Regions from separate parts of the Homo sapiens genome. Here region 1 is linked to region 2. Evidence: chromatin loops called from intact Hi-C (ENCODE). Cell type or tissue: K562. All regions are shown on one strand. Each heading gives the region's core, and the rest is flanking DNA. Links, peaks and the distances in the headings are about the cores only.

Region 1 (10,699 bases), core at 2,084-7,083, 180 kb after region 2:
GACGGAGTCTTGCTCTGTCACCCAGGCTGGAGTGCAGTCACGTGATCTCGGCTCACTGCTGCCTCTGCCTTCTGGGTTCAAGCAATTCTCCTGCCTCAGCCTCCCTAGTAGCTGGGACTACAGGAATGTACCACCACTCCTGGCTAATTTTTTTGTATTTTTAGTAAAGACGGGGTTTCACCATGTTGGTCAGGCTGGTCTCGAACTCCTGACCTCAAATGATCGGCCCGCCTTGGCTTCCCAAAGTGCTGGGATTACAGGCATGAGCCACTGCGCCCGGCCTGTTCCGTTTACTTGTGAATCACACTGCTCATTTTGGGAGGGAATAAATATCGTATATTTCCTTGGTTTTTGTTTTTGCTCAGCTTTATTGAGATATAATTTATATGCAGTAAAAGTCACCAATTTTAAACATAAAATTCTATGATGTTTGACAAATGTTTACATTCATATAACCATCATTACAATTAAGATATAGAACATTTCCATCATCCCCAAATTTTCTTTATGTACTTTTGCAGTTTATCTGCTACCTTCACTCCCTGGGTCCTGGCAACAACTAGAATCATATAGTATGCATTATTTGATCATCAGCATAATTAAGATTCTTCCATGTTGTTGCATATATCGGTAGTCCATTTCCTTTTAAATTGTTGAATTGTATTCCATTGTGTAGATATATACCACAATTTTTTATCCATTCTGCAGTTGAGAAACAAGTTGGATTATTATGAATAAAGTTACAGTTATTTACATACATATATCTCTTTTGTGGACATATGTGTTCCTTCTCTTGTGCAAATATGTAAGGGTGGAATTGCTCAATTATTTGGTAAATGTTGTTTAACTTTACAGAAACTGCAGTGCTATAATCCAAAATGGATATACCATTTTGCATTTCCATCAACAATGTGTGATAGTTCCAGTTGCTCCACATTTTTGCCAATCCATGATATTGTCAGTTATTTTAATTTTAGTCATTCCAGTGGGTGTGTACTAGTTTTTTTTATTGGGGTTTTAGCTTCCACTAGACTAATGATGCTTTCTTAGTTCATTTGGGCTGCTACAACAAAATACCACAGACTGGGCAACTTATGCACAACAGAAATTTATTTCTCACAGTTCTGGAGAAATGGCAAGTCCAACATCAAGGTACTGGAAGATTTAGTATTTGGTGAGGGCCTGCTTCCTGGTTCATAGACTGTGCCTTCTGACTGTGTCCTCACGTGTTAGAAAAGGATAGGGAAGCTATCTGAGCCTCTTTTGTAAGTGCACTAATCTCATTCATGAGGATTTTCTCCCCCTGACCTCATCACCTCTGAGAGAATCCACTTCCTAACCCCATCACATTTGGTGAGTAGGTTTCAACATATGAATTTGGGGAGATAAAACCATTCAGACCATAGCAGATGTTGACCACATTTTCACAGGCTTAGATGCCATCTGTATAACTTTTTTGGTTTTGTGTTTGTCTAAAGGATTGTCCTCTGTTTTTATTGTATTTCTTGTTCTCTTAATGAGTCCCAAGGAATCTTTGCATATTCTGGGTTCAGAGTACTTCCTTAGTTGCATGTTTTGAAGATATTTTCCCCTAGAATGTGGCTTGGCTTTTTGTTTTCTTAACAGTGCCTTCCAAAGGACAAAAGTTTTAAATCCTGATCAAATTCAGTTTATCAAAGTTTTAAATAATTTGTACTTTTTTTTGACCTAAAAATTATTGCCTAATCCAAAGTCAGAAGCATTTCCTCTTACATTTTATTTTAGAAGTTTTACTAGGTTTGAGTTAATTTTCGTGTATGTTATGAGTTATCTCAACATTCATTTCTTTTAGAACATATGGCTCCAAAACATTATTCTCTGCCTATTGACTTCTTGGAAACTTTTGTTGAAAATCATTTGGTTATCTATAAGTAAGACTATTTCTGGACTCTGTTTGGTTCCATTTTTCTGAATGTCTATGTTTACATCAGTACAACAGGGTTTTCGTCACAGTAGTCAAAGTCCTCCTATTTTGTTCTTCTTTATCAAAGTAATTTTAGTTACCATAGGTCTTTTGCATTTCCATATGTGTTTCAGAATTTTGTTCCTCCAATAATTGACTCCTGGGATTTTGATGAGGATTGCATTGAATCTACAGATCAATATGTGATGAATTCACAGTTTAATATTGAGTCTTCTGATCCACATCCTGTATTATTCTATTTATTTAGGACTTTTACATTTTTTCTTATAAATGCTTTATAGTTTTTAGCATGCAGTTCTAACAAATCTTTTCTTAAATTTATCACTGTTTTATATATTTTGATGCTATTCTATATGTTATTTTTTCATTTTACTTTATAATTGTTGATTTTTAAAATAGAGAAATACAATTGATACTTGTATTTTGACTTTGTGTCCTCTGACTTTGCCAGTCTTACTTATTCTAGTAGTTATTGGTGATTTCTTACAAATATGAAAGTCTCAGTTTTTGGAATAAAAGAAAGCAAATGTAAAACTCACTTATGGAAGCCCTTTGAAACCCTGATGTCTAAATTGGATAAAGAGGTGCCTTCTGATGGTAATCATTACTGGGAGGTGGGGGTGTAGAAGAAGTCCTGTTTTAACTTTGTTTGGACTCAGTTTACTGGGAAGGAAAGGATGTCTGTACTTAACCAATCATGGTTTTCTGTTCACTGAGCTTCCAAAAACATCAGTGTGAAGTTTTTCTTAAGCATTATCATCTCCTTTCTCTCAGAGAGTCCTGTAATTATGGAGAGGGTCTCATTTTACAGTGTGACAGAGGGGACCTATATTTATACCTTTAATTATACCTCCCTCTGATCTCTCTTTCCGTACTTATCCTTTAAGATACTAGACAATGAAATAGATCTTCTTTTACTGACCAACCTAACCTGCAATTGCAACCAGTTTTAGACTTGGACAACCAGAAAGACACCCTTGATATGCATCATGACTTAGGCTGGTTGGGGTTTCCTTGTGCTGATTACTGAATCTTGAGATCTCTTAGTGTTGCTGATGTTTAGATAAAAATTCAATCGAACAAAACAAGATTATATTTCCTACCATTCACACTAAGAGGGGAACCAGGAGCATTGCCAGTTTTCCATGGATGTTTGAATGATCTATGGCATTTTGCATAGAAAAGATATTCTAAAAGGAAAATTGTCATTGCAGAGTTTTATGTAAACAGATATAAATCCCTGTTGTTGCTATTAAGCCATCGCTCACATAGTCTAACCTTTAGTTACACACTTTAAAAATATTTAAAATAGTATAAGTAATTATTCCAGCATAAGGTAGGTAAAATCAACATCTGTCTTCTACTATTTATATAACAAAACTTCACAGAGTCACCAATTTTTCAGTGTTGACACAATTTTTTATCTTGTCTATGCCGTCTTGCCACCTCATTCTCCTTATCTCTCATTTGTCTAGCCCTAAGCTTGCCTGCATGGGTCTTTTCCAACATGTCACACTCTACAACATCAGAGTGTTCACTCTTTTCTAAAGAATTATACTTTTCAGTTTTTTTTGTTGTTGTTGTTTTGTTTTTTGAAATGGAGTCTCACTGTGTTTCCCAGGCTGAAGTGCAGTGACTATTCACAGGCACAGTCATTGCACGCTACAGCCTTGAACTCCTGGCCTCCAGTGACCCTGCTGCCATGGCCTTCTGAGTAGCTGGGCCTACAAGAGCACTACCACACCCAGCAGGTGATGTTTTTTGAAACTGGAGAAAACCAGTTTCTTATCACTCAGTCACTCAGCATAATAAATTAGAGATTAGTTGTGTTGGATCCTAAATCACGTAAATTTTGAAAAGAAAGAAAAAAGGTCATTTAATGGACTTTTACTTCCCTACATGGAAAGGTAACTGCTACTTTAGATGTTCTCCCATTATAAACTAGAACAGTGAGTAAAATTTGTGAAACACCTGTTTTCAGACATTGGGCAACAGGCAATATAGAACTGTGATCTCAGATAAACCAAAACAAATTGAACGCTAAAATCACCGCAGCTTTCTACCTGGCAATTTCCAGACAGCTGCACACACAAAAAAATGGGAATCAATATATAGTCTGCCATTCTTACTGATTCCAGAACTCTTTAAAGGATTACAACAAAATCTGTCACTTAACAATATAGTATCACATATTCAGCATCCAATTAAAATGAGTGGACATGAGAAGAAGCAGGAAAATGAGACCATAACCAGTAGAAACAGAGAAGCTGAAGTATCAGTAGTATAAGCAGACTAGGAATTTTAAAACACTTCTTATAAATGTTATAAATGTGCTCAAATATTTTAAAAATAACATATAATGAGATAAATGGACAGTATCAAGAAGAATCAAATGGAACCTCCACATATGAAAAATATAGTATCTGAAATTAAATGCAGATTTAACCCTGAGAAGAAAAAAAAAAAAATCAGTGAACTAGAAGATACAGCCATAGACATAATTCAGAATGAAGGACCAAGATTTAAAAACAAACTTAAAAAATTATTAGAGTCTTAGGACCCATGGGACACATCAAGCAATCTAACATATGTGTAATTGGAGTTTCAGAGCCAAGAGAGGAAGGGAAAAAGAAAAAAGTTAGAAAAAAATAGTTGTTGAAAATATGTGAAACATTTTTGTTATGGACTAAATGTTTATGTGCCACCTCTTCCAATTCATACACTGAAGCCCTAACCCCCAGTGTAACTGTATTTGGAGATAGGGCGTTTATGGAAGCAATTAAGTTTAAATGAGGTCACAAGGGTGGGCCCTGATCTTATAGGATTACTGTCCTTATAAGAAGTGACGCGAGAGAGCTTACTCACTCTCTATGTACACAGGCACAAGGAAAGGTCATGAGAGCACTTAGCAAGAGGGAGGCCATCAGCAAGTCAGGAAGAGAAACTCAGCCCTACCAGAACCTTGATCTTAGACTTGTATGTAGCCTCCAGAACTGTGAGAAATAAATTTTTGCTGTTTAAGCCAAAAAATCAAAAACAAAAAATTATTTATGGCTGTAGTTGCAATGCATCTGTTGTCACATATTAATTTAAAATGTGCTTTATCACTCTAAAAAGTTTTTTAAAACCTTGGGGTGGCTATCATTTTATTTTCTTTCTTTAAATGAGTACATTTAATTTGTACTTTGAATATTTCGTCTCTCAATATGACAGGAATCTACAAAGAAAAAAGCCATTGGCGGCCAGGTGCTATGGCTCATGCCTGTAATCGCAGCACTTTGGGAGGCCAAGGTGGGCAGATCATAAGGTCAGGAGATTGAGACCATCCTGGCCAACATGGTGAAACCCTGTCTCTTCTAAAATACAAAAAATTAGCTGGGTGTGGTGGCACGCGTCTGTAGTCCCAGCTGCTCCGGAGGCTGAGGCAGGGGAATCACTTGAACCTGGAAGGTGGAGGTTGCAGTGAGCCGAGATGGCCCCACTGCACTCCAGCCTGGCAACAGAGCGAACCTCTGTATCAAAAAAAAGAAAGAAAGAAAGAAAGAAAAAAGCCATTAGCATACTTTAAAAATTTCAAGCCTTTAACCATTATATCTTCCGATATTGTTTATTATTTATTGTTTTAGAACATTTTTAGTAAAATCGTAGAAGGTAAACTAAGGAAATCACAGAAACAATAAGTAAGTTGAACTCCACAGAATAAGACCGGGATGGAAATGCCCTTGTCCGCTCATTCTAACATCTATGTTAATTCCGGGTTTTTGTTTGGTTGAATTTTCTTTCCATCAGACCTGATATTTTTCTACTTATTTGCATGTCTAATAATTTTTATTGGATATTAAACATGAACTTAACCTTGTTTGGGGCTGATTAATTTTGTCATCTCTAATACTGATAGTATCAGATACTTAAAGACAGTTTGATCCTTTTGAATATTGCTTTAAGATTTATTAGCAAATTCAAAGCAGTAATAATCTGCTATTTATTTCCCAGTTATGAGGCAACATTCTTCTTAATACCCTCAAATTATTACCCTGTGAATTATGAGGTTTTCCAGCCTGGCTTTAGAGAATAGGGATTATTCTCAATCTTATGTGAATGTAACAGGATGTTCCCTCTAAACCTTTTTCATAGTTTTCCCCCAAACTCTGGAAGTTTAATGCTGATCAGTGCTTTGCTGAATACTCAAAGGGAACCCTTTGCACATCTCTGGAATTCTCTGTCTATGCGCCTCTGTTCTCTCCGGTATTCTATTTTGTGAACTCTAGTTGTTTCTGTTTGGCTGTTCTGGGAGGGGATAGAAGGAAGGGTATTTTCCCTCTTTCCGTGCCATGGCCTGGAAAGTCCTTTAAGGTAATGAGCTGGGGCACTCATAGGGTTCATCTCATTTGTTTCCTGACTCTGAGGAATCACCGTCCTATGTTGCATGTTAAATGTCTTGAAAGCCATCTTTCATATATTGTGTATTTTTTGTTGTTTCAGATAGGTTGGTAAATCTGGTCCCTATCATATCATTGTGACCATAAGCAAAAGTTCCTCATTAAAATTTCAATGAGAAACTTTTGCTTATGGTCATGATGATTTAAATAGTGATTAAAATATTTAATGATTCAAATTTAAATAATGATTAAAAGTATATTTCAGAATATTATATGGGAGTGTGTGTGTACGTTTATTTAGTGATACTGCCATTTACTTGTCAGTGATTATCTGCTTTTCTTTCTTTTTTTTTCCTGAGACAGAGTCTCACTGTGTCCCCCCGGCTGGAGTGCAGTGGTGCATCTCCATTGACTGCAAGCTCCGCCTCCTGGGTTCACGCCATTCTCCTGCCTCAGCCTCCCGAGTAGCTGGGACTATAGCCGCCCGCCACCACGCCTGGCTAATTTTTTTTTTTTTTTTTTTTTTTTTGTATTTTTAGTAGAGACTGAGTTTCACTGTGTTAGCCAGAATGGTCTCAATCTCCAGACCTCGTGATCCGCCCGCCCTGGCCTCCCAAAGTGCCGGGATTACAGGCGAGAGCCACCACGCCCTGCCTGCTTTTCTTTTCTTAACCATTACAAACCTTCAGTATTCTCCACATGTCTTCCTTTATCTCCTGGGTCATTAGGACAATTAATGTCATTAAGAAATTTTTTCCTGTACCTTTCTTCCAAATAAGAGCCTTATTTCCTCCCTTTGAGCCTCAGAAGATAACTTAACTTCTTCTTCAAGGTCACCCATTTACCTGGTGCCCAGACCTACTCTGTTTATTTCTCTCTCCTAGCATCATCATTTATATTTCTCCTTTTTCTGTGTTGGATTTCTCCTTCTCTTTTAATTTCTTTTCCTCAGCTATAAACCTATTCATGTTGCTCCCATGTAATAAAAAATAAAACAAAACTAGAAAGTTCCTCTTTAGTTGCTGTTTACTCTCTCTCTTTTTATGTAAATTTCTCCAAAGAGTAGTTTGCATTTTTTGGTGTTCATTTTCATTCTGTTGATTTCTCAACTAGGTGTAATCTGGCTGTCTTCCATCATTCTATTGAAATTGTTCTCATTAAGGGAAGCAATGACCTACTTTTTAATTGCCAGCGTATGTTTTCAGTTCTTATCTTATGGGACCTATCTGTCTTGTATAGTGAAAGAAGCTAATGACAGGAAACATACAATATGTAGACAGAAAATCCCATTAATATTTCACCTTAGGAATAGCCTGCTACTTCTAATACCATAATTACTTTAATAACTTCCTTTGGGAGAACTCCAAAGTAAGTTGTTTATAAAGTACCTTCAATTTTTATAGCACATACAGTCCCTGAAGTGTACTGTAGTACTTCTTAGAATTATAGACAGGCAATATTAAGGAAGTGCAACCATCTGCAGAGTTGAGGATTACACACAATGTAACAGATTGTCTAAGTAAGTAATGTTTTGGCAAAGTATATCTAAAGGAAAATGTTCCTAGTTAGGAATATGTTCTTTCTGATTATACATGTTCATGCTTAGTTAAAAAAAAAAAAAGTTCTATTAGAAGGTAATCCAAGAGCTTGACAATAAATTTACTTCTTTTTGGAAGTATGCTTGAAAAATCTAGCAAGTACATCTCTTTTTACATGTCTAAAACCCCTTGTGCAGTATTAGTCTCTGAAAACTCTTAAGCCACTCAAAGAAGTTGTTCATACAAGTTAGAGTGCTAACATGGTTATATATCTGTAATACTTGGCTTCCCAAACCAAGAATGAATAAGAGATACATTGAGATATATGTGTTACCAGATTTTAAAAGTTTTAAGGCTTGAAATACTGTATACTAAAGCTCATTATCTTTACCTTTTTAAAACATATAGTGATAAAGAGTCAAATCTTTCCAAGAATTAGGGAGATAAAACAAACTATATGAGAATGTATGTTCTTTAAAAAAAAAAAAAAGATTAGAATAGTATGCAAGTTGAGATCATATTGTGAATATTTCTTGAAAATTAATGTCTACCTTAATATGTATATACTTAGGGAGATAAACCTAATATACTCATTTAAAGTACTTTTTAGAATTTTGATCCTTGCAATGGAAGTATTTTGTTACATAGTTCTAATGAGCCTATAAAGTACCATCCTAACACTGTAACACAAAAAGAAAACTTGCAATTTGTGTTAAGGGCTTGAGATAAGAGGGATCTTTTAGGAAAGTACTAAAAGTTTATATACCTTGGAAGAAAGTAAATCTAGCTATCAAGTAAGTGCTTTGATGTTCTGTTTGGCAGAACAAATTTGATCATGTCATTTTCTGATTAAAATCCTGCATTGACTTCCAATAGTCTTTGTTTTGTTTTGTTTTATTTGAGACAGAGTCTTACTCTGTTGCCCAGGCTGGAGTGCAGTGGCACGATCTTGGCTCACTGCAACCTCTGCCTCCTGGGTTCAAGCAATTCTCCTGCCTCAGCCTCCCAAGTAGCTGGGATTACAGGCACGCCCACCATGCCTGGCTTTTTTTTTTTTTTTTTTTTTGTAGTAGAGATGGGGTTTCACCGTGTTACCCAGGATGGTCTCTTATCTCCTGACCTCGTGATCTGCCCGCCTCGGCCTCCCAAAGTGCTGGGATTACAGGCGTGAGCCGCTGTGCCCAGCCAGACTTCCATTAATCTTTTAAAAAAGTATTTATTAAGCTATAATACTCATTAAGAAAAAGTGTACATATCATAATTTCACACCTAGATGAGTTTTTCAAATTTTAAAACATCTGTATAACTAAGATCAAGTACAGCATCAAGAATAAGAAACAGTATTATCTGTAGTCCAGATGTTCCCTTCATGTCCCCTTCTAGTTTCTACCAGCCCCTCTCAACAAGAGATTTCTAATGGAATTTTTTCCACTAATTTCTAATGGAATTTTTTAAAATTGTTATTTTTCTTTTATACAGATAAAATCATCTAGTTTGTGCTCGTGTCTCCTGTGTGACTTCTCTTGCTCAAAATGTTTCTAAAAGTCCCCCATATTGCTGCATGTACTTGTAAGTCATTCTCAAAATGGTAAAATATTCCATCCTGTGAATATACCATAATATGTTTATCTTTCATATTATTGATGAGCATTTGGGTGATTTCCCATTTTGTGCTACTTTAAATAATGGTACCATGACAATTCTGTGCAATTTTGGGAAATTAACTCAAAAATGGAAAATTGATAGGCAGAATAATAGTCCTTCCAAAGAGTTCCATGGCCTAATCTCCAGAATCTGTGATTATGTTACCTTCATAGCAAGAGGGATTTTGCGGATGTGAGTTAAGGATTTTAAGGTAGAGAGATTATCAAGATAATCTCTGATCATCTGAGTGGACCCAGTGTAATCATATAGTCCTTTTAAGAGTAAGAGGAAAGCAGGACTCAGAGGAGGATATGTGATAATGGAAACAGAGGTAGGAGTAATATAATTGCTTGAAGGGGGGCCACAAACCAAGGAATGCAGGCAAGTGGAAAAGACAGGGACAGAATTCCCCCTAGAACCTCCAGAAAGAACATGACTATACTGCTGACACATTGATTTTGGCTCAGTGAGACCAATCTCAGACTTCTGACCTCCAAAACTATAAGAAAATACATATTAGTTGTTTTCTCAGCTTATTAGGTACTGTCAGAGAGTTTTCCAACATGGTGGTACTCATTTAAACTCTCCTTGGCAGTATATGAGAGTTCTAGTTTTTCCACATGCTTGTTAATATTCGGTATTGTCTTCCTCTGGCATTCCAGTTGTGTATATAGAGGCTGATTATTTCAGTTCACTCTAGGATTGGGTTGGTGTGGGGCAGGTGCAGTTTTAATAAACACTCAGTTTGCCTTTCATTCTCCTCTTTTACTTTGACATGCTTCTCCCAAGCTTTTAATTGAGAAGTTGGAGAGTCTTTGTCCTGAAATACTGAGGTTGATCTAGCTTTGCTGTCCAAAGATTCACAGACTTCCCACCTCATGAAACTTTAGACCTAGTGAATGTCTTCAGGATAAGACCTTGCTTGTGTTTGTGGCACGTCCTTTCCCCACAGCTGGTCTTTTGTTTCCTAAGCCTCACAAATGGGAAGAAACTTCTACTCCACTTTTTGAAGATTTACACCTAATTCCCTGGCTTCCCTCACAATCGCAGAACTCAGCAAATGTTCCATGGGAAATCCAGTTTGAGATTCCTTCAGTTTCTAATTTTTCACTCCTGTCCTGTGAACCCCTAAAAGCTTTGTTAGTTTTTCCCTTCTTCTGCCGAGGTCCTCTGCT
Region 2 (10,699 bases), core at 1,821-6,820:
CTGTGCAGCAGAGACAGTTAATACACCTCTCTGGAACATTACCCCAGTGCCAGAGAAACCTCCCTCAAACTCCTGCCCAGGGGCTGCTGCTTGCCCCACTTGTGGAGAGTCAGAGCAGGGACCTGCCTGACCCCAGCCCCCACCTGGCTTTACCCCTCCAGCCACCCTGGTAGTTTAACACAAAGGACAGAAACTTTTGGGAGCTTTATGGCCCTGCCCATTCCTGAGAAACCAAAGCACTGCCCCTGGGTAACATAAGACCAACACAAATACCACTGTTAACTACTGCAGCTGGTGCTCTTTTGCACACATCATTTCCTGGCTGGAGGCCAACTAACACAGTCCATTACATCATCTCCAGGTAGAATAATACTGCACCCAGGAAGGAGAAAACTTGTGCATGACCTTACCTGTCACCATTGCCTCTACTACCCTGGCCAACCAGGAGGTCCTGAGTCTGTCCACATAACCTTTTCATTACTACTACAACCATCATTTCAGAAAGCCAACACATTAAGACTATCCATAACCAAGGAATCTCACAGTCTGTGTCACTTTCCTGCCACCCCCATCAGAGCTGGTACTGGTACCCACTGCTGGGAGACTTGAGGACAGGCCATATCTCTGGATTCCTTGCAGGCATTCCAAGCAGCAGCCTAGAGTATGGCAGCCACACTGGGCATCTAGACCCAGAGGAACAACAGCATTCACAGTATTCTTGCCCTTAGGGACACCTGTTTCTAGGGGAAGGGAGAGTGTACCACATCAAGGGACCACCCATGGCACAAAAGAACCCAGGCGGGAGGCCTTGAGTCCCAGATCTTTCCACTGGTGGGAAGTTTCTTTCAGGAGAAATACAGTTGCCATGCTGGGCTCAGCAAGGAAAGTCTGCAGCTCTGCCCCAACAGTCAGGCAGTCCTGGTGCTTGTGAATAGCCTTGGAGAAGATGACTTCTTTTCCCCCTCATTCACCACTGCAGACACAGGTGGGGCTTTTCCCATGGGAGCTTGGCATGGGTATACCTATAGACAACCTCTCTGAAACACTTCAGGGTGACTGCATCCCCACAGGAGGAGCACTTTCCAAGTGCAGGATTGCATGAGAGGCAGAGGCACAATTCCTCTCCACTTGAAACATCAACATTCCTGCAGATGAATTTTCTGCCAGCCTGACAAGGGAGCTAAGGTGGCTCCAGTCCCTCCCTCTGGTAAGACCTCAGTGTGTTTCACTGAGAGCTTCCTCGGCCACCTCTGTCAAGGCTGGGACCTTTCCCCACCATTGGGTATTGCATTTACCCACCTGCTTTAGCCAAAGCTGGTTTTTACCTGTGGACACCTCCTGTATTGGCCTGAAGCCTAAAATATTCAATCCAGTAAATAAAATACTGGGGAAAAAATAAATAAAAAAGTGCACATCACAGGGGAATGAGATTAAGCGTCAAGAGACCTCTACCATTTCAACCCTATGGGAGACAGTGAACTTGCTCACATGACCAACATATTGCTACTACAACCAGCAGCAGAGAAAGCTATCATACAAAGACTCTTAATAACCAAGGAACTCAGAGTTTCCACCCCTGAAAGCACCAAGAACTGAATTCTCTCTTTGAGAGATAAACAAAATGGATAGACCATTAAGCTAGATGAACCAAGAAAAAAAAGAAGATTCAAATAAGCTCAATTAGAAATGAAACTGGAGACATTACAACCAATGCCACAGAACGCAATAGATCATTTGAGACTACTATTAACACCCCTATGCATATCAACTAGAAAACCTCGAGGAAATGGATAAATTCCTGGAAACATACAACCCTCCTAGATTAAATCCGGAAGAAATAGAAACCCTGAGCAGACCAATAACAAGCAGCAAGATTAAATCAGTAATAAAAAAAATTGCCAACAAAGAAAAAGCCCAGGGCTAGATAGATTCACAGCTGAATTCTACCAGATATTCAAAGATGAACTGGTATCAATCTTACTGCAACTATTGCAAAAGATTGAGAAAGAGGGAATTCTCTCTGAATCATTCTTTGAAGCCGGTATTACCCTGATACCAAAACTCAGAAAGGACATAACAAAAAAAGAAAACTACAGAGCAATATCCCTGATGAACATTGATGCAAAAATTTTCAACAAAATACTAACTAACCAAATCCAACATCACATCAAAAAGATAATGCATGGTGATCGAGGGGTTTTATTTCAGGGATGCAGGGATGATTTAACATATGCAAATCAATAAATGTGATATATCACATAAACAGAATTATAAATAAAAACTATATGATCATCTCAATAGATGCAGAAAAAGCATCCGGTAAAATCCAGCATCCTTTTATGATAAAAAACCCTCAACAAACTAGGCATAGAAGGGATTTCCTTCAAATTAATAAAAGCCATATATGACAAACCCACAGCCGACATCATACTGAACGGGGAAAAGTTGAAAGCCTTCCCCCTGAGAACTGGAACAAGACAAGGATGCCCACTTTGATCACTTCTATTCAACATAGTACTGGAAGTCCTAGTCCTAGTCAGAGCAATCAGGGAAGAGAAGGAAGTAAAGGGCTTCCAAATTGGAAAAAGAAAGTCAAACTATCACTGTTCACTGATGATGTGATTGTATACATGAAAAACCCTAAATAAAGACTGCTCCAGAAGACTCCTAGATTTGATAAACAAGTAAAGTCTCAGGTTACAAAGTCAATGTACACAAATCAGTAGCACTGCTACACACCAACCACCAAGCTGAGAATCAAATCAAGAACTTAGCCCCTTTTGCATCTGCAAAAAAGATAAAATACTAGGAATATACTTAACCAAGGAGGTGAAAGATCTCTACAAGGTGAACTACAAAACTGCTGAAAGAAAACGTGGATGACACAAACAAATGGAAACACATCTTGTGTTCATAGATTGGAAGAATCAATATTGTGAAAATAACCATACTGCCCAAAGCAGTCTACATATTCAGTGCAATTCCCCATCAAAATACCAACATTATTTTTCACCGAATGGGAAAAAAAATCCTAAAATTCATTTGGAACCAAAAAGAGCCCAAATAACCAAAGCAATCCTAAGCAAAAAGAACACATCTGGAGGCATCATATTACTGGACTCTTAGTTATACTACAAGGCTGTATACAGTTACCAGAACAGCATGGTTCTGGTATAAAAGTAGGCACATAGACCCAATGAAACAGAATAGAGAACTCAGAAATAAAGCCAAATACTTAGAACCAAGTGATCTTCAACAAAGCATCAAAAACATAAATTGGGGAAAGAACACCCTATTAAATAAATGCTGCTGAGAAAACTGGCTAGCCACATGTAGAAGAATGAAACTGTATCCCTCTCACTTTATATAAAAATCAACCCAAGATGGATCAAAGACTTCAATCTAAGACCCAAAGCCATACAAACCGTAGGAGAAAACCTAGGAAAAACTCTTCTAGACATTGGCCTAGACAAAGTATTCATGACTGAAATCCCAAAAGCAAATGCAACAAAAATAAATAAATGGGACCTGGTTAAATAGCTTCTCTACAGCAAAAGAAATAATTGTCAAAATAAACAGACAACCCACAGAACGGGAGAAGATAAGACTTGTAAACTGTGCATGTGACAAAGAACTAGTATTCAGAAGCTACAGGGAACTCAAATCAGCAAGAAAAATAAATAATCCCACCAAAAAGTGGGCAAATGACATGAATAGACATTTCTCAAAAGAAGATATGCAAATGGTCGAGAAACATATGAAAAAATGTTCAACATCCCTAATCATTAGAGAAATGCAAATTAAAACCACAGTGAGATTATCAGCTTATTCCGTCTAGAATGGCCATTATTAGAAAGTCAAAATACAATAGATGTTTGTGTGGATGTGGTAATGCTTATACACTACTGGTGGGAATGTAAATTAATACAACCTTTATGGAAAACAGTATGGAGATTCCTTAAAGAACTAAAAGTAGATCTACCATTCAATCCAGCAATCCCACTACTGGGTATCTATCCAAAGGAAAAGAAGTCATTATATGAAAAAGACACGTGCACACATATCTTTATTGCAGACCAATTCACAATTTCAAAGATATGGAACCCACCTAAATGCCCATTGACCAATGAGTGAATAAAGACAACGTGATGTATATGTATATACACACCATGTAATACTACTCAGCCATAAAAAGGAATGAAGTAATGTGTTTTGCAGCAACATGGATTAAGCTGGAGGCCATTATTCTAAGTGAGATAACTCAGGAATGGAGAACTAAACATCAAATGTTCTCATTATAAGTGGGAGCTAATCTAAGAATACGCAAAGACTTAGAGTGATAAAATGGACTTTGGAGATTCAGAAGAGGAAGGGTATTGAGAATGTGGGATAAAAAACTGCATATTAGGTACAAAGTACACTACTTGTGTGATAGGTGTACTAAAATCTCAGAATTCATCACTAAATAATTTATTTATGTAATCACAACCACTTGTACTCCAAAAGCTATTGAAATAAAAATCAAAAGAAAAAAATACCATGAAACTGTTTCTCGTTTTCCCTTTATTGTGAGTCTGAAGTGACTTGTTTCTTAAATGCATTGAAGTTTTTTGTGTGTGACAACTTCTTCATAGTTAATGTAATGTATATGTGTATATCTACAGTGTAATGACAGATTATAAAGATTTTCTGTTTGTACATTTGATTTAAATGGTCTCTAAATTGCTTACATATGTGACTGGGTTCAGCCACCACCAGATGGGGGTGATGTTGTGCTCAAATCCAAATGGCCAGAAAGGCTTATGCTTAGATATGTGTTTGTATGTGGTAGAGATAAGCATATAGAAATTATACACACAAGCACACAAACCTTTTTTAAAACTAATTGAAGTTAATGTTGCTAAAATTTATATTTAACAGGTAATACTCATACCACATTTATGATTCTATTCATTCTTTTATCATATAGTGTAAAAAATTCAGGGTAACATCTAGACAAAAACAAGGAGCTCTTTTACTGTAAACATTAGTATGTTGTTTTTCGTACATTTTAAAGTTGCAAGCATTTCTAGATATGTGTTCTGTTTCATATGGTTGTTTAATAATGTTCATGGAAGCTCTGTGTTTTACCTTGCTATCACCCCTTGCTGGAAGACTTATAAAGTTTGAGAACAATTTATTTAGCTTAAGGTACTTCCAACTAGTAATGTATCAAAGTTTTTTATTTCTTGGTTCTAAGGGATTTTCTTTTTCATTTGGATGCTTATGCCAATAGTTCTCAAGTTCTTTTCCCTTCTAGTATATATTACTAATAATATTAATTTGAAAAAAATGTGTCTTAATCTAAACAAAGTGCCTCAGAACTACAGGCTTATTCTATTGTTGACTGTTCCTTTAAAATTATGCTAGCTTTCTTCTTGATGAATTACAGCTTTGGGTCTCTAAGTATAATATTGTACAGGAAAATTAGGTGGGTTGTTCTACTTTTCATTGCCAAGATAATTTATTCCTTTATATATAGAAAAGCCAGTAACAATGTGAAACAGTTTTTATTAGTCTTTGTTTTGGTAAATATGGCAAATTAAGATTGCTAAAGGCTGTTAGAATGGTTGAATGTAAATTTATGATTATAGGTGTACCTGTAGAATTTTACACTTTCATATTGTATAAACAACAGGGCAGGGAGGCATGATCTTCTCAGAAACATATTCAGTAAAATAGCTTGCAGTTTTATTCATTTGTTTTTAACTTCTGTGTTAGAGATTTGAAATCTCTTTTGATGAATCAGAAATGTGATTTGATGAATCTTTTAATATCATATCCCAAAGGAAGATACATACTGATGACATGGTTTTATTATTACAACTAGGAATATATCCTGTTGCCAGTGGTGATAATCTATATTATTTCCTTATTAATTATATTAAAACTAAAGTTATTTCACTGTTGGAAAAAACCCTGAAATTATTATATCTGGTAAACCATTCTCTAAAATCCAATCAGTTTATACTATGTAACTAAAAAGTGCCAAATTAGATATCTAGGGATATATCTTATGGTGAATTTATTTTCGTGGGCACATGAAGAAGGCATGATCCTCAGAATGAGGTAGTACACAGAGATTTATGAAGTTGTTTCTGTAGCAATTACAGAGATTAGTAACATCTGCTTTGAAAAAGAAATCCGTATCTAAATTGCATGGTCTAGGGCTCTGGAAGTTCAGTTGTTCACTTCTCAAGTTTATCCAGAGTCGCTTCTTGAGGAGAATGCAGAATTTGTCAGCAAAAGTTCCTGAAAACCCCCTTCATATGTTCCAGGAAAGAACAATTGGATAGAATCTTATTTTTCAAGACAGGATGCCAACTCTTACATCTTAAATTGGTTTCCATGGCACGTGGATCTATATTCAGTGTAGCATACATTACTGATTGACTTCCCACTTCCTTTGTTTCCATTCTTTCTTTTTTACAGGGTCTCAGTTTGGTTGAGTGCTCTTCTTCCTAATAATATCTTTGGGCTCAAGGAAGGGACTACTTAATTGCTCCAGTGCTTAAATCATGATAGATCATGATAGTTTCATTCCTTTACGTAATGGTTTAAACGTGGACATGCGACTCATCTGGGCTCAGGAGACTTGAGGAGAAGTGAGCTGGGGGATGTTTTAGAAAGGTTTGCAGAAAAAAAATGTAGATGCAAAGGAGGAATTAGAGCTGGAGGTTAGATACTATCCCTACTTCTAAACTTTGAAATTGAGATACACTATTCGCCTATTTGCACTGAATTAACAGACTCCAGTTCCCTCTTTAACATTCCATTCTGTCATCTCATTTTAAAAATTTCAGGCTAGGCATGGTGGCTGACACCTCCTAGCACTTAGGGAGGTCTGAGGCAGCCTGATCTCTTGAGGTCAGGAGTTCGAGACCAGCTGGGCCAACATGGTGAAACCCCACCTCTACTGAAAATACAAAAAATTAGCTGGGCATGGTGACGTGCTCCTTTAATCCTAGCTTCTCAGGAGGCTGAAGCAGGAGAATGGCTTGAACCTGGGAGGCAGAGGTTGTAGTGAGCCAAGATTGTGCCACTGCACTCCAGCCTGGACAACAGAGCGAGACTCCATCTCAAAAAAAAAAAAAAATTTACTCCTCTTCCCTTTGTTTTTTAAACTTTTCTGGATAGGTTAATAGGAATACCTTACGTTAGTGTGGTGATTTTCTTTTTTAAATTTTAGAATGGTAAGTACGCTTAATATGAGATCTACCCTCTTAACAGATTTTTAAATGTATAATATGGTATTGTTATCTATAGGCATGGTATTGAACAGCAGATCTCTAGAACTTACTTATCTTGCTTTACTAAAATTTTATGCCCATTGATTAACAACTCCTCATTTCTTCCTCTCCCCCAGCCCCTGGCAGCCACAATTCCATTATTCGCTTCCATGCATTTGTCTATTTTAGATACCTTATGTCAGTGGAATCATGCAGTATTTGTCTTTCTGTGACTGGCTTATTTTACTAAGCATAATATCCATAAGATTCATCCACATTGTTGCATATTTCAGGATTTCTTTCTTGTTTAAGTCGGAATAATATTCTGTTCTATGTATATATATCACATTTAAAAAATTCAGTCATCAGCTGGTGGACATTTAGGTTATTTCTGTATTTTGGCTGTTGTAAATAGTGCTGCTGTGAACATGAGAGTGCAGATACCTCCTCAAGATCCTATTTCAGTTATTTTGGATAAAAACCCAGAAGTGGGACTGCTGGATCGTATAGTAATTCTATTTTTAATTTCTTTGAGGAATCACCATACTATTTTCTATAGGGGTTGTACAATTTTGCATTCCCACTAACAGTGTAAAACGATTCCAATTTCTCCGCAACCTCACCAGCACGTGTCTGTTTTTTGTTGTTTTTGCTTGTTTGTTTTTTTTAATAATAACCATTCTAACGGATGTGAGGTGGTATCTCACTGTGGTTTCGATTTGCATTACTCTGATGACTGGTCAGATATTAATGATCTTTTTATATACTTGTTGGCTATTTGTATGTATTCTTTGGAGAAATGTCTATTCAAGTCCTTAGCTCATTTTTAATTGGGTTTTTATTTTTGCTATCGAGTTGTAAAGTCCCTTATACGTTTTGGAAATTAACCCTTTATCAGATACATGGTTTGTGAATATTTTCTCGCATTTCATAGGTTGCATTTTCACTGTCTTGTTTCCTTTGCTGTGCAGAACCTCTTTAGTTTCATGTAGTCGCACTTGTCTGTTTTTGCATTTGTTGTCTGTGTTTTTGGTCACATCTGTGAAATCATTGCCAAGACCAATGGTACAGAGTTTTTCCTCACGTGTCGTTCTAGGAGTTTTACAGTTTCAGGTCTAACGGCTAAATCATTAAGCCATTCTGAGTTGATTTTTGTGTATGGTGTAAGACTAAGGGTCCAATTTCATTCCCTTGCATTTGTATATCTAGTTTTCCTTGTATTTGTTGAAGAGACTGTCATTACCTCCTTGTGTATTCATGGCACCCTTGTTACACATTGGTTTATCATATATGCATGAATTTATTTCTGGGCTCTCTACTCTATTGCATCAGTTTGTCTTTCTTTTTGCCAGTACCATACTATTTAATTATTATAGCTTTGTGTATGTATATATAAAGAAGTATGATGATACCAGCTATATTATTTGTTTCTCAGAGTTCTTTTGACTATTCAGGGTCTTCTGTGGTTCCATATGAATTTTAGATTTTTTTTTCTATTTCTCTAAAAAATGACATTGGGATTTAGATAGGGATTGCATTGAATCTGTAGACCACTTTGAATAGTAGGGAAATTTTAACAGTATTCAGTTGTCTAATCTATGAACATTAGAAGTATTTCCATTTGTTTGTCTTCTTTAGTTCTTTAGTTTCTTTTATTTGTAGTTTTGAATATACAGGTCTTTCACTTTCTTACTTAAGTCTGTTCCTAGTATTTTATTCTTTGGATGCAATTGTAAATGAGATTGTTTTCTTAATATCTTTTTCATATAGATTGTTGTTGGTACATAGGAATGACACTGATTTTTGTGTGTTGATTTTGTATTCTGCAACTTTACTGAATTTTTTATGTTAATAGTTTTTTGGTGGGGTCTTTATGCATTTCTGTAAATATTAGATCATGTTATCTGCAAACAGGGACAGTTTTACTACTTTCCTTTTGATTTGAATGCCTTTTATTTCTTTTTCTTACTTGATTGCTCTGGCTAGGATTTCCAACACTATAGAAGTTTTGGTGGAGCAGGTGCAGGCTAATACTTGTTTGTTCGTTTGTTTGTTTTGTAGAGACAGGGCCTTGCTTTGCCATTCAAGCTGGAGTGCAGTGGCAGTGGCGCAGACATATCTCATTGTAACCTCAAACTCCTGGGCTCAAGTGAGCCTCTTGCCTCAGCCACTTGAGTGGCTGGGACACAGGCATGCCACCATGCCTGGCTAATTTTTAATTTTTATTTGGTAGAGATGGAGTCTCGCTATGTTGTCCAGGCTGGTCTCGAACTCCTGGGCTCAAGTGATTCTCCTATGTTTGCTTGCAGAAGTGCTGGGATTATAAGTGTGAGCCACTGTGTCTGGCCTTGTTTTGTTTTTGATCTTAGGGAAAAAGCTTTCAGTCTTTCGCAACTGAGTATTTTGTTAGCTGTGTGTTCTTCATATATGACCTTTATTGTGTTAAGGAAGTTTTTCTTTTATTTCTGTTTATTAAATGTTTTTATCATGAAATGGTGTTGAGTTGGGGTGCTCTTCCTGCATCAGTTGAAATGGTCATGTGTTTTTTTCCTTTCATCCTATTAATGTGGTATATTATATTGATTGTTTTTTTGTTTTTTGTTTTTTGTTTTTTTTTTGAGACAGAGTCTCACTGTCACCCAGGCTGGAATTCAGTTACACGATCTTGGTTCACTGCAACCTCTGCCTTCTGGGTTCAAGCGGTTCTCATGCCTCAGCCTCCCAAGTAGCTGGGATTATAGGCGCATACCATCAAACCCAGCTAATTTTTGTGTTTTTAGTAGAGATGGGGGTTTCTCCATGTTGGCTGGGCTGGTCTCCAACTGCTGACCTCAAGTGATCTACCTGCCTTAGCCTCCCAAAGTGCTGGGATTACAGGCATGAACCACTGTGCCCAGTCAGTTGATTGATTTTTGTATGTTGAACTACTCTTGTATTCCAGAGATAGATCCTAGTTGTTCATGATGTATGATCCTTTTAATACACAGCTGAATTTGGTTTGCTAGTATATTGTTGAGGATTTTTTTCATCTGTATTTATACAGGATGTTGGGCTGTTGTTTTCTTGTAGTGTCTTTGACTTTGATGTCAGGCAAATGCTGGCCCTCATAGACTGAGTTAGGAAGCATTCCGTTCTCTTTAATTTTTGGGAAGAGTTGTAGAAGTATTGATATTTACTCTTTAAATGTTCGGTCCAACTGGGTATGGTGGCATGTGACTGTAATCTCAGGTACTCAGGAGGCTAAGGTGGGAGGATCGTTTGAGCTCAGGAGTTCAAGACCAGCCTGAGCAGAATAGCGAGACCTTGTCTCTTAAAAAAAAAAATAATTAAAAAATGAGTAAAAATAAATAAAAAATAAATGAAATAAAGTATTTGGCCAAACTCACCTGTGAAGTCATCTAGTCTGGGATTTCCTTTCTTGGAATTTTCTG

The links. Hi-C counts contacts between places; a loop is a spot of excess contacts. Peaks named below come from ENCODE experiments on the same cell type or tissue, not always from the same donor. Only the 100,000 strongest peaks of a DNase experiment are listed, where the experiment ranks them.
Region 1: it touches region 2 in a loop (3-fold over the local background); 1 of 110 quality-filtered maps calls a loop at or near these places.

Annotation. Positions count from the first base shown.
Region 1 is chr7:107,312,830-107,323,528 of GRCh38, reverse strand. The region is part of intron 11 of COG5 (component of oligomeric golgi complex 5); the gene reads left to right. Among named protein-coding and RNA genes, the nearest start is that of HBP1, 150 kb to the right of the region's middle. In K562, for the core only: no CTCF peak of the experiment used is centred there; DNase peaks (open chromatin) are centred at 3,408 and 4,818.
Region 2 is chr7:107,495,845-107,506,543 of GRCh38, reverse strand. The region is part of intron 6 of COG5 (component of oligomeric golgi complex 5); the gene reads left to right. Among named protein-coding and RNA genes, the nearest start is that of GPR22, 31 kb to the right of the region's middle. In K562, for the core only: a CTCF peak has its summit at 4,760 (motif pointing right); a DNase peak (open chromatin) is centred at 4,763.